Linked DNA regions of Homo sapiens: region 1 is linked to region 2. Evidence: chromatin loops called from intact Hi-C (ENCODE). Cell type or tissue: GM12878. All regions are shown on one strand. Links, peaks and the distances in the headings refer to the core of each region. The heading gives the core; the rest is flanking DNA.

The links. Hi-C counts contacts between places; a loop is a spot of excess contacts. Peaks named below come from ENCODE experiments on the same cell type or tissue, not always from the same donor. Only the 100,000 strongest peaks of a DNase experiment are listed, where the experiment ranks them.
Region 1: it touches region 2 in a loop (2.0-fold over the local background); 5 of 110 quality-filtered maps call a loop at or near these places.

The regions. Positions count from the first base shown.
Region 1 is chr5:159,761,755-159,767,603 of GRCh38, forward strand. No RefSeq gene overlaps it. Among named protein-coding and RNA genes, the nearest start is that of LINC01847, 110 kb to the right of the region's middle. In GM12878, for the core only: no CTCF peak of the experiment used is centred there; no DNase peak of the experiment used is centred there.
Region 2 is chr5:159,322,714-159,328,555 of GRCh38, forward strand. It overlaps IL12B (interleukin 12B), which reads right to left. Exons shown (of 8, transcript NM_002187.3): 2 at 3,982-4,069; 3 at 341-616. The coding sequence starts at 4,069. Among named protein-coding and RNA genes, the nearest start is that of IL12B, 4.9 kb to the right of the region's middle. In GM12878, for the core only: no CTCF peak of the experiment used is centred there; no DNase peak of the experiment used is centred there.

The DNA of each region.
Region 1 (5,849 bases), core at 245-5,244, 440 kb after region 2:
AGCGCACTGGAAGCGAAATAGATGAATTTGACAGTGTGAGCTATCACCAAACATAAAACTATTTCCCATGCAAGACAGTAAGACAATTCTGTCCTCTAGAGAAGGGGTTCCCAGTGAAAGGTCAGAACCTGCCTGGTGGGTCTCAGTCTTCCCAGGAGATCTTAGATGCCAGGGTGTAGCCTCCCTTATCCAGCCTACTGACATCAAGAGCTGATTTGCCTCTAATCCAATAGTAACCACCACTCAACCTACCCTCGCTCTTCTTCCACACTTTGATGGGTCTCCCACAGGGAGGTTAATTCTGGGCCTGAATCTTAATCCGACCTCCCCACTTCACTCAGAAATATTCTCCACACCTCTTCTCATCCCCACTCTTCATGGAATAGTATTTACTACCCTTCCAAGAAAGACCGAAATCATGTATTTATAAAGGCAACTTCATTGTTTTTAAGCCAATTTACCACAATCAACTTCAAATCAGTTATGAATGTCCATGCATTCACTCCTTTGGCACAAATTTATTCATCATCTACTATTGCAAAGCACCAACATGTCAGAATTTAAGATGTTAAAATTTAAAAGTTCTAACTATGTCAGGTTCACTATCATATCGTAGTCCCTAATCCGTGACTTGGCACATAATAGCATTCAATAAATATTTTTTGAATAAAGTAATAAGGAAATTTAAAGAAATTGAACATTAAAAACCTATGCCTCAAGAAGCTTATAGAAAGTCCTCAACTATATAAAAGTGAAGAAAATATTGCTAAGACCCTTCCTCAGTCCAAAATCCTAAGAATCTATGATTCAAAGTCTTAGTTAGAAGACAAAAAGGTTAAAAGACAGGGCAGGGGTTGTCACAAAGAGTCAATAATAAAAATCATAGGGCTGGGCATGGTGGCTCACACCTATAATGCCAGCAGTTTGGAAGGCTAAGACAAGCGGATCACCTGAGGTCAGAAGTTCAAGACCAACCTGGCCAACATGGCAAAACCCCGTCTCTACTAAAAATACAAAAACAATTAGCCAGGTGTGGTGGCACGCACCTGTAGTACAGCTACTCCAGAGGCTGAGACACAAGTATCGATTGAACATGGGAGGCAGAGGTTGCAGTGAGCCGAGATCACGCCACTGCACTCCAGCCTGGGCGACAGAGCGAGACTCTGTCTCAAAGAAAAAAAAAAAGAAAAAGAATAATCATATGAGAGTTAAAGATTGAATGTGTTAGAAGTGATCAGAAAAGGGAGAGATCTTTTAGGCCCACAGAAGGAAGTCAGAAAGAAAAAAACGTGGAGGAGATGGAACTTGCACAAGACCTTGAAGAAAGGAATTGTTGGGAAGGGCACAGAGCTAACAAAGCTGGGAATTATTCCAAGGGAACAGAGGAGCTCAGCCTTCAGGGGGCTCAAATGGGACAGAACTTTCTGAGCTGGAAGAAAAAGCAGCTAAAAGGAATGCAACACTTACTCCATGGGAAGTACTGTTCTACTTAGCTTATCGAAAGTTTTGCAAACTTTTAACATTATTTATTAAGTACCTATTATATTCCAGATGCTCTCCTTAGATGCTAGGGACACTGCAGTTAACAAAATGCTCCATGGCTTCATAGAGCCTCTCATGGGGAGAGCAGGCAATGCACAAAATAAGTAAAATACAGAGTGTGCTGAACGACGCTAAGTGCAATGGAGAAAAATAAAGCAGAGAGCAGGGATGAATGTTTGGAATAGAATGAAACAAAGTGGTCAGGAAAGAACTCGCTGAGAACATGATATCTGAGTGAAGACCTGAGGGTAGTGAGGGAGTGAGACTTGCAGGTGAAGAGCACTGACAGCAGAGGAACCGCGAGTGCAAAGGCCTCCAAGTAGAACATGTCCCATGTGCATGAGGTCAGCTGGCTGGAGCTAAGGAGGGGAGGGAGAGAAAGTCAAAGAGCTAACACGGGTCAGATCAGAGAGGCCTCGTAAGCTATTGTAGTGAACGGTGAGCCTCTGGTTGACTCACAAGCTACCCGTCATTCATTTCCCTTTACAAGGGGACTGAAGCTCTGCGAGGCCATGTGGCTTACCCGAGAGCACACAGATAACAGGTAGCAGAGCCAGGGTCTAAACCCAGGCCTCCCTGGCCCCTGCTACTTCACCTGACCCCACCCTCCCCTCTCTTCATGATTCATTCTTGTGTGTGTGTGCACGTGTGCATACACATGCATGCACACTCACACCTCGCCCTACTATTTTCATTCCTCCAACACCCCCAGGTCCTCCTTGTCTTCCCTCGTGCTGTTCCCTTTAGCTGGAGTGCCCTTCTCCTACTCTTGATCTGATGGGTACAGCTTTCGGGCCTTGGTTCAAATTTAATGGCCTTTCCTGACCCTCTCATATAATTTAGCTGTGCCTTGCTGTACCTTCTCAGGGCCTCCAGTTCTACTTTCCTTTGTAATTACATGTTTATTTGTGTATTCGTTTTTCTTCCCCCACAAATTCTCCCGCCCCAGACTGTGTCTCTACCCAGCACCCAGCCCAGTGCCTGGCACATAGGAGGCACACAATAAACATGTATTGAGTAACTGAGAAGACCAAAAGGGTAAAGACAAAGTAGGAAGACCTCAGAGAGGTTTCTGGGCATCAGTAAGAAAAGGAAACCAATGGCTGTTGCAAGAGAGATTTGGGGTTATCTGTGGCCCAGCCTGTTTCCTGCCTGGTTTTGGAATGAGATGCTGCAGGCTGTCTCTGGCTGCTCCACAATCTAATACATTCATCACGTGACTCACCACCACCCCCCAGCAGCCTCTGGAATGAATGTTATTTGGAGTAATTGGCCAAGCACTTAGAAAATGCTAAGGTTTATTTTTAAATATGATTACGACCTGTCTTTTGCTTTCCGGAAAATCACGTGTGCTCTTCAGAGATACAAAATCCGATCATTGCACTTTTAAAACCAACGTTTTAATCTTGTCCTCTAAACAAACTTGCTAAGTTGGTTTAGGGGAAAAGCATAACCATCCCCATTTGATTGATAGGAAAACTGAGGCTTAGGGGAGATTAAATGCACCATCTCAGGCCAAATAGCTATTGAGAGTAGCTATCTTGAAACCAGAGAAAGCTGCATCCACTCTACTATCCTGCCTCCCCCATGCAAATAATGCAGATGGTCCCCCAAAGAGAAGAAGAATCTAGAAAGAGGAAACCATGGCCTTCTTGGTTTGGTGTTTTATGTGGCAGCAGGGCAACCAATCGTTCTAATTAGGCCACAGGAAGCCTGTTTCTCTTTAAGAACCTATTAGCAAGCTGGCAAAATCTCATCCCATTACCATGTAAATAAATAAGGATAAATTTTCCCACATCAGCCTCCCAGGGCTGAACCAAAACTCTCCTCCTTTGCATATTTTCGATAACCTGCTTATTCTGGAATACCTCACAATTAAAGATAGCATGCTCTGGACATCAGTAATTCATCGTGGAATGGGAAAAAGGATGAGATAATTAACATTCTCTGGCTGGCTTTGGCTGGGAAGTAGCTTAATAAGCACAAGGGCGTGTTTTGGGCTATTTCCATCATGAGGGTAGAATAAATAAAATGGATCCTTTCGCACACTAGACTTGAAGGATTCGTGTCAGGCTAGTTGGCCCCAGAGCTTTCGGAGTTGGGTTTAGATCTCCACTGTGGCAAAGGCAGCTGATCAGCAAATGCAGCCCCAGGGCCGGACTGGGTAGGTGGGTTACAGGGAGTAAGGGCAGCATGTCTCAAAGCCACTCTTTAAGCTTCTAGCTCGTACTGTAAGCTTTAACTTTTCGGTGAACTGCTCTCTGACCTTCCATTTTTTTCTTCTCTGATTCCTTTTATCAAGCCATATAACTTTGATGGGCCCTCCTTAGTTTGCCCTTCTGTAAAATGGGAAAGATAATGTGATTTCGAGTAATTGGCCAAGGACTTAGGCAGGGGTGTCTAATCTTTTGGCTTCCCTGGGCCATATTGAAAGAAGAAGAATTGTCTTGGGCCATGGATAAAATACACTAACACTAACAATAGCTGATGAAAAACAAAATCACAAAAAAATCTCATAATGTTTTAAGAAAGTTTACAAATTAGTGTTTAGCCTCATTCAAAGCTGTCCTGGGCCACATGCAATGCGCAGGCCTCCAGTTGAACAAGTCTGCCTTAGAGCAAGCAGGATTACTGAGGATTAAAACATCATCATTATCATCATCGTCATCATCAGTGTCATCACTATCCCTTATGAATCATTTATGATGTGTCGGGTTTTATCATGTGCTAGATGTATTTCATTTGCATTATTAAGTTTGATGCCTACTGGGATAGATGATCAGTCTTCAAACCTCAAAATAAGCTGGAAATAGAGTTTTTAAAATTTTGTATCACACGGTTGAAAATAAACTAATGAAACACAGAACCCCAAGGGGGATAGCACAAGCAGTCAGAGAGTTTGAGTATATTTATGCATGACAGAGCCATAAATGGGTGCTGGGATATACCTAACCTTTATGGTTGACGTCATGGGGGAAATGGTTTCTCTGTCTACTAACTGAGATCAAGGAAGGGTACAGCATGACTGTGCCCTCTGGGTGCCCATCCCGTGGGACCTCTGTTGGCAGCAGACTATGAGCCTGTGTGGACTTGTGTCTGTCCCAGTATGGCAATTCCTATATTTTATGTTGTTATGATTCCTAAGAGAAAAAAATTTTTTCAGCTGAGACTCTTGTTTCTACGATGATGCTCTGACGGGTACCTTTATTCCTTCTACATTCTATTTTCTTAATCGAAGTAGTGAAAATTAGTAGCAATTTACTACAGCAAGTCAGAAAGGAATTGTCCTAAAATGTCTGAGCATTTTAACCAGCACATGGAAAACTGTCCCCCACCTCTGTCCTATTTGCACACTGTAACATCCCTCACCCATCTTTGCCTCCTTTCCTTCAGGCCTTGTTGAAGGATCACCCTCCTCTAATCTAAGAATTTAAGACTAATCTTGCCACTTGCACTTCATTTTGGTACATACTGCTCAGGTATCTGACCTTATCTGTAAACTCTTCCTCTGTCCATCTTCAGTTGCGCTCAACTCTCTGGCTGGCTCCTTCACAGAAATAAACTTCTTCATCTCTCCCACCATCTTAAAATAAGCCCTCATCTTAAAAATAAGCCCTCCCTTGATCCCTTATCCTTTTCCAGCTACTGTCTTATCTCTTGCTCCCCATCAAAGCCAACAGTCTGAGTTGTCTTCCCTTATGTCTCCACTTCCTCACCTCCCACTCTTGCCCCTGCAATATAGGCTGGTTCCACTCCTGGTTGACCTCTGAAATTGCTCTCACCGAGATTATACGCTTGGTAGTCCAATCCAACAGGCACACGGAGCCACCTTATTCAATGGCTCTGTGGTAGTTGACAGGGAGGGCCTCCTTCTTAACACTCTACTCTTGGACTTCCCAGGGTGAGATTTCCTTGCATTTTTCCTCCTCATTTTTCTTCAGAGGTTATTCCTGATTGAACCTTTTCTAGGCTGTCTTCCCCTTTCACTTCACATCATCTTTTTGGGAAATTTGATGTTATCATCCAGTCGATATGCTCTCTCCCAGACAGAGCATGTCTATCACTCTGCTGTCCATATCTCCATCCCAGATGTTTTCTCCTCAGTCCTTGGACACTTACTCCTGCCCGGACTTCCCACAGGCCTCTTGTATGAGTTTCCCACTGCTGCTGTAACAAATTGTCACCAACATAATAGCCTAAAACAACGCAAGTTTGTTATCTTACAGTTCTGGAGGTCAGAAGCCCAAAATCAAGTGGCTAGGTGGACTAAAATCAAGATGACAGGAGAACTGCATCCTTTCTGGAGG
Region 2 (5,842 bases), core at 1-5,000:
GCATTCATTTTTTGAAGGCTATCACCCCAGTGCAGAGTGATACACTATCGGTTAATTTCCATTAGCCATTAAATAATATCACCATTATTTAAAGAAAACATGAGGCTAAGCATTCAGACTGATCATGAAACTCCCTTAATATGAGATTTTGATGGTTGATAACCCAAAGGGTCCAGGAAAGCAAAGGAAAATGGAGGTTAACATCAATTAACATCAATAAGAGACTTGATGTTAATTCATTACACTCACCATGACTTGGCTTTTCAATTTGTTGTTGTTGTTGTTTTTAACTCTTATGAGCGAAAGAGAAAATTGATACTATCCAAGGGTATAGAATTACCTTTCTGGTCCTTTAAAATATCAGTGGACCAAATTCCATCTTCCTTTTTGTGAAGCAGCAGGAGCGAATGGCTTAGAACCTCGCCTCCTTTGTGACAGGTGTACTGGCCAGCATCTCCAAACTCTTTGACTTGGATGGTCAGGGTTTTGCCAGAGCCTAAGACCTCACTGCTCTGGTCCAAGGTCCAGGTGATACCATCTTCTTCAGGGGTGTCACAGGTGAGGACCACCATTTCTCCAGGGGCATCCGGATACCAATCCAATTCTACGACATAAACTGGAATGCACATAAAGTGGAGAACCAGGCTGTAAGCTCCAGGAACTCTGGGACTGTGTTTTATTAACCCTTCGGGCATCCCCATTGCCTAAACACAACCTTGTTTACAACAAGTATTTGGCAAATGCTTGCTGAGATGATCTCAAGGCATGAGACCCTGCTTGGGCTCAAGGTCATGGAAAAGAGAAACAAAGAGTTTTATAGCTGCCATCGACTCATTGACTGGAAGGCTGCCTTTAATAGTAACCTTTGATTATTTAGCAGATTGGAAACACCTTAATATACCAAAAACTGCAAACAGCACAAGACTCTTTGCCAAAGGTCTGGGGGAGAGAAACTTCCAGCACAATTTCAGTTTCATAGAGAATACGGCAGGGCACAATATTCAGCAGAGTAACATAGTGGTTAAAAGCTCAGGGTGTCGAGAACAACGAACCAAGACTGTCATCCTGTCTCCACTAACCAGCTGGGGGATTTGGAACAAGGTATTTCATTATCATGAGCCTCAGTTTCCTCATCTGTAAAATGATAATAATAACAGTATCTGCCTTACATTTGACTGAGGATTAAATGAAAAAAAAAAAAAGCACGTAAAGTACTTAGCACAGTGTCTGCCACACAGTAAATTCGGTGTTAGTTATCGTTACTTATAGACTGAGGAGTCAGCCAACTGTACAGAGAAACTCTCTTAACAATTTTCCATGGATATTTAAGGATTTCGTTCCCTCTGTTTTAAATCACCAGTGGAGATTTTCATTCTCTCTGCATTATTATTATTATTATTATTATTTTTAGCTATCTTACACTCTTATGAAGCAGTCCAGTAGAGCTTAGTCTTCCCATTTAATGAAGAAGCGTACTGAGGCCAACGATCTAAGCATGGTCACAGCAAGTCAGAAGTACAAGGGCTACAGCTCAGACCTTTTGTCTCTTGGGCTTTGCAAGGGATGCCTAATGCTAGTGTCTAAACTGGCCTTTGAGGAATGGCTTAGTATAGTATTTCAGAGTGTGTCATAGCAAAGCTTCATTCATTTTTTTAATCCATGCATAAATTATTAATTGAATAGAATTGTTTAATGTAGTAGTTCCCAAAGCATGATCGATGAAACACCATCAGCAGCATCACCTTGGAATAGATCAGAAATGCAAATTCTCAGCTGCTGAATCAGAAACCTTGGGATGGATTTAGTTATATGGTTCTTAAGCTCTCCAGATGGTGCTGATGCCTGCTCAAGTTTATGAGTCACAGTGGTTGAGAGCCTGCATTTTGGAGTGGCAGAGGCCTGGATTTAGAAGCAGCTCTAGCCCTTGCTCCAGTCTTGTGGCCTTTGGCAAGACATTCAACTACTGTAAGCCTCAGTGTCATCATCTTTAAAATGAGAAAAATATTAGCCCTTGCTTTAGAAGGTGGATATGTGGATTATATAAGCTCATACACAGTGCCCTTACATGCTTTATAAATGGTGGTTCTCGTTATTGGCCTCTGGATGTAAAGCATTGTAGAATATAAAGTTTTCACTTTACATCAATTGGATTATAAGGACTGAATGGATAACAAAAATAAGAGGTCAAAAGCATTTGGGGTCCAACTCTGGGGAAATGATTAGCTGTGCTGATGTAAAACCATGTGGCACTTTTGGCTTTTTCTTGGTTTTTTTTTTGTCCCCCTGACACCTGAAGAGCATGGTTACTTTCCTGTCCCAACTGAGGCTCGGAAGCCCTAGAAGATGTTTGCTCAACAGCAGGGAAAACAGCTGCAGGAGGAAAGCTGAAGAGGAGCATCAAGAACCTGGCACTTAGCCTCACTGCATCGTCTGCCCTCCTAAGTCACACCTCGGAGAGTTTCTCACACTGATTTTCTGGAATTTCTGTGGTTTACCAAATCAGAAGTCACTAAGGGGTCAAATATGCCAGGACCAAGGTTCCTGAGCTCGCTAACAATCCCAGGGTTGGAAGGGATCTGCCATATACCCCTGGCTCAGGCCTTTGCCTTTACTTAAGAGAGTGTCTAAATCTCTCAAATTCTCATGGAGAAGGGGTGGCTGGATTCTGTCTTCCTAAAATTCTTGAGAAGAGAGGAGTGGTCCCAGATTTCTTTCAGGTACCCATTTCAAGATGGTACTTTCTAGAATATCAAAAGATTATTTCTGATCATCAGCTGAAATATTTTCATCCTTAATTTATGTCCATTTCCTCTTATTCAGCTCTCCAAAGACCTGGGAAAAAATTACTTCATGTCCTTGTAAAAACGTTTTCACAAATTTAAGTGCACCAGCTTTGAAGCAAGACAGAATTGGGATCAAGTCCCTGTTCCACCCTTACCAGGTATGTGACATTGGGCAAGTTACTTAATCTCTCTGGCCTCAGTTTCCAACATCTGTAAAATGGGATACAGACAGTCTCTACTTCATATGGCTCTTGTGAGAATTAAGTGAGACAGTGCACTCAATAAACATTAACTATTATTATTATACAATTAAAGATAGTAATCGCCAACATTATGATGTTGGCTTCAGTGATAAAAATCTGAGGGTCTTTCAGGTACAGCCAACGGTCAGAATGCACATTTACTGAGTGTGAGATACTAGAAGGATGGGCAGAACTCCTTATTTTACCATTAACTATTCTATTAGTCTACTAATAATTTTTACTGATCATTGGGATAATAAAAAGTATCTCTTGAATCATGAAAGATATTTTAAACAACCAAAATAGTAATACTAGCTGACATTTACTTTCACTTTACTATCTGTCGAGTTGTATTCTGCATTCATTAACCCACTAAATAACCCACGTGGTAGGCATCCACTTTGTAACATCCAGTTTACAGTTGAGGAAATTCAGGATTAGAGGTGACCCAGCTTAAAGTCACATAACCAGTCATTGACAGACCTAGGACTTGAACCCAAGTCAATGTGAGTCTGAATCCTATGCTTCCTCCAAAGTGCTTGGTCAGAGGTAAGTCATCACAGTGCCAACTGAGGGGGCAGTATCATGTGGTGGAATGAGAAACGAACACAGTTGTTATACTTTGCAAATCCTCTACTTTGGAATTTTAATTGTGTGAAACAGTTTTTAGTAATATTGGAAAATATCATATGTCATATGTCTTTCCCCACCATATCATATATCATATGTCTTTCCCCACCATAGTGTACCAATGTCATCCAATGTGAAAACCAAACAATATAGATACCATCAAAGTAGAAAAGAGAGATATGGCATTGCATTTTCCCAGAGTGATGGCTTTCTCTAGAGGACCCAGTGCATGGTTGCCCATTTCAGTTTGATTTCCCACCAGTGGCTGCCCAAGAGTCCTGGCTTAGAAGTGGGGCCTCCACAGAGAATAATGAGAGGCTGGTTACCATCTTTCTTCAGTTCCCATATGGCCACGAGGGGAGATGCCAGAAAAACCAGGGAAAACCAAGAGATGACCAACTGCTGGTGACACATCTATAAGAAGGGAGAGAAGCAGGGGGAAGAGAAGGAGGAAAAGAGAAGGAAGAGGAAGAAAAAAGAGAAGAAAGAATGTCAATAATTCTTGTTACCTTTGTGAACCATATACACATTCTAGCTACTTTTTTTTTAAATAAAATCTTGATTCTCCCCTTTCTTCTCCATACTGTCAAGCAAATACTAAGTAAATTACAGGAGTTCTATGGCAGTCTGTGGGGAAGAACATCTCTAAATAGAGAACCATAGGGTATTTGGGGCTCTGGAGCTGAAAGAGACCTAAGGCAAGCCATCTGATACAATCCTCTTATTTTTAAGATGAGAAACTTAAAGCTTAGAGAAGGAATGTGACTTTCTGGATCAACATCTAGCAGTTGTTTATTTAGTGCTTACTACATAAAGAGCACTGGGCTAGAAGCAGTTGAGAGAGAAAAAAAGGGCTTACCTGGATCCCGCTTCCTAGGAGCAAATACTTTTACTCAATAAATATTTATTAAGTCAGTGTGTTAAATGCCTCCCCGCCAGCTGGGGAGATGAGCCATACATTTGTATCACTGCAGCACAAAGCAGTGTGTGCTGGAGCACCCAGAACTGAAGGACTTGGGTTAGGGACAGGAACGGTAATACAGAGGCGAACTTTCAGGTTCTGGCAACGACCTGGTCACCAGCCCTTGCTGTAGGGGTTTAGCTTCTCTTGTTTTCCAAGTTCAAAGACTACTCTCTCCCATATAGAGAACCTAGTGGTTCTAAAATTTGAGTGACTGTCAGGATAACCTGGAAGCACTGCTACAACAGACGGCTGAGTCCCACCCCCAGAGTGTCTGATTCAGCAGGCATGAGGGCCTGAGAATATGCATTTCTAGAAAGTTTCCAGGGGAAGCAGATGCTGCTGGCGCTAAGACCACACCTTGAGAACCACTGGTTTAACCCATGTTCAGGGTCCAGAACCCCTGAAAATCAAAGTGTTCATTGGGAAAAGACCACAACATATTGATATATCCACCATGAAATAGTAAAATGCATAATTTTATGTTAAATAAGCCACCATCTGATATAGAAACCAGTCTAGGTTAGTATCCAGGGTTTATGAAAATCTTCCGATTGCAAAAATTACATGCCACTTACGAATGAGGTAGGGATGATTATTGAAACATTCTGAAACAACTCCATTCACCTTGCAGAGCACCCATGGTCTGGAGGAAAGTGGTTCTGAAACCACTGTTTTAAACTATATGAAGGGCAATGCTCAACTGTTTCAGTCAAATACCTTAAAAATGAGCATTCCTGGGTTGGGTGACGGAATATTGACAAATTACAGCTTTGTCAGAACTGCTACTAACTCTAGGCGGACCTTGCTATGTACTTTATTCCCTTATAAAGTTTGTGAGTGGCAGAGACAGGCCTAGAAGTCAAGCCTTCTTGGACACTGCTCAGTGCTGTCACCACAGCATGGAGTTTTAGGGGCATGGCTATCACTTCAGTCTAGGTTATGACTGTAGCAAAGTACTAGCTGGCACAGGGCACCGGTTAGTACATTCACAGGCTTGAAGTTAAACAGACACAGGCTTGAATTTTGGTCCCACCGCTCATTTGCTGTTGAGCAGTGGGAGCAACTTGTTGGCCAAGTTACTCGCTGAGCCTCAGTCTCTTTGTCTATAAAATGGACCTAATACTTATCTCAAAGGCTTGTTGGGAAAGGCAATGAGATAACATATTATAGAAGGCAACCAATAACATATTAACTTGAACCTAGAGGAAGAGGTAAGGGAACAA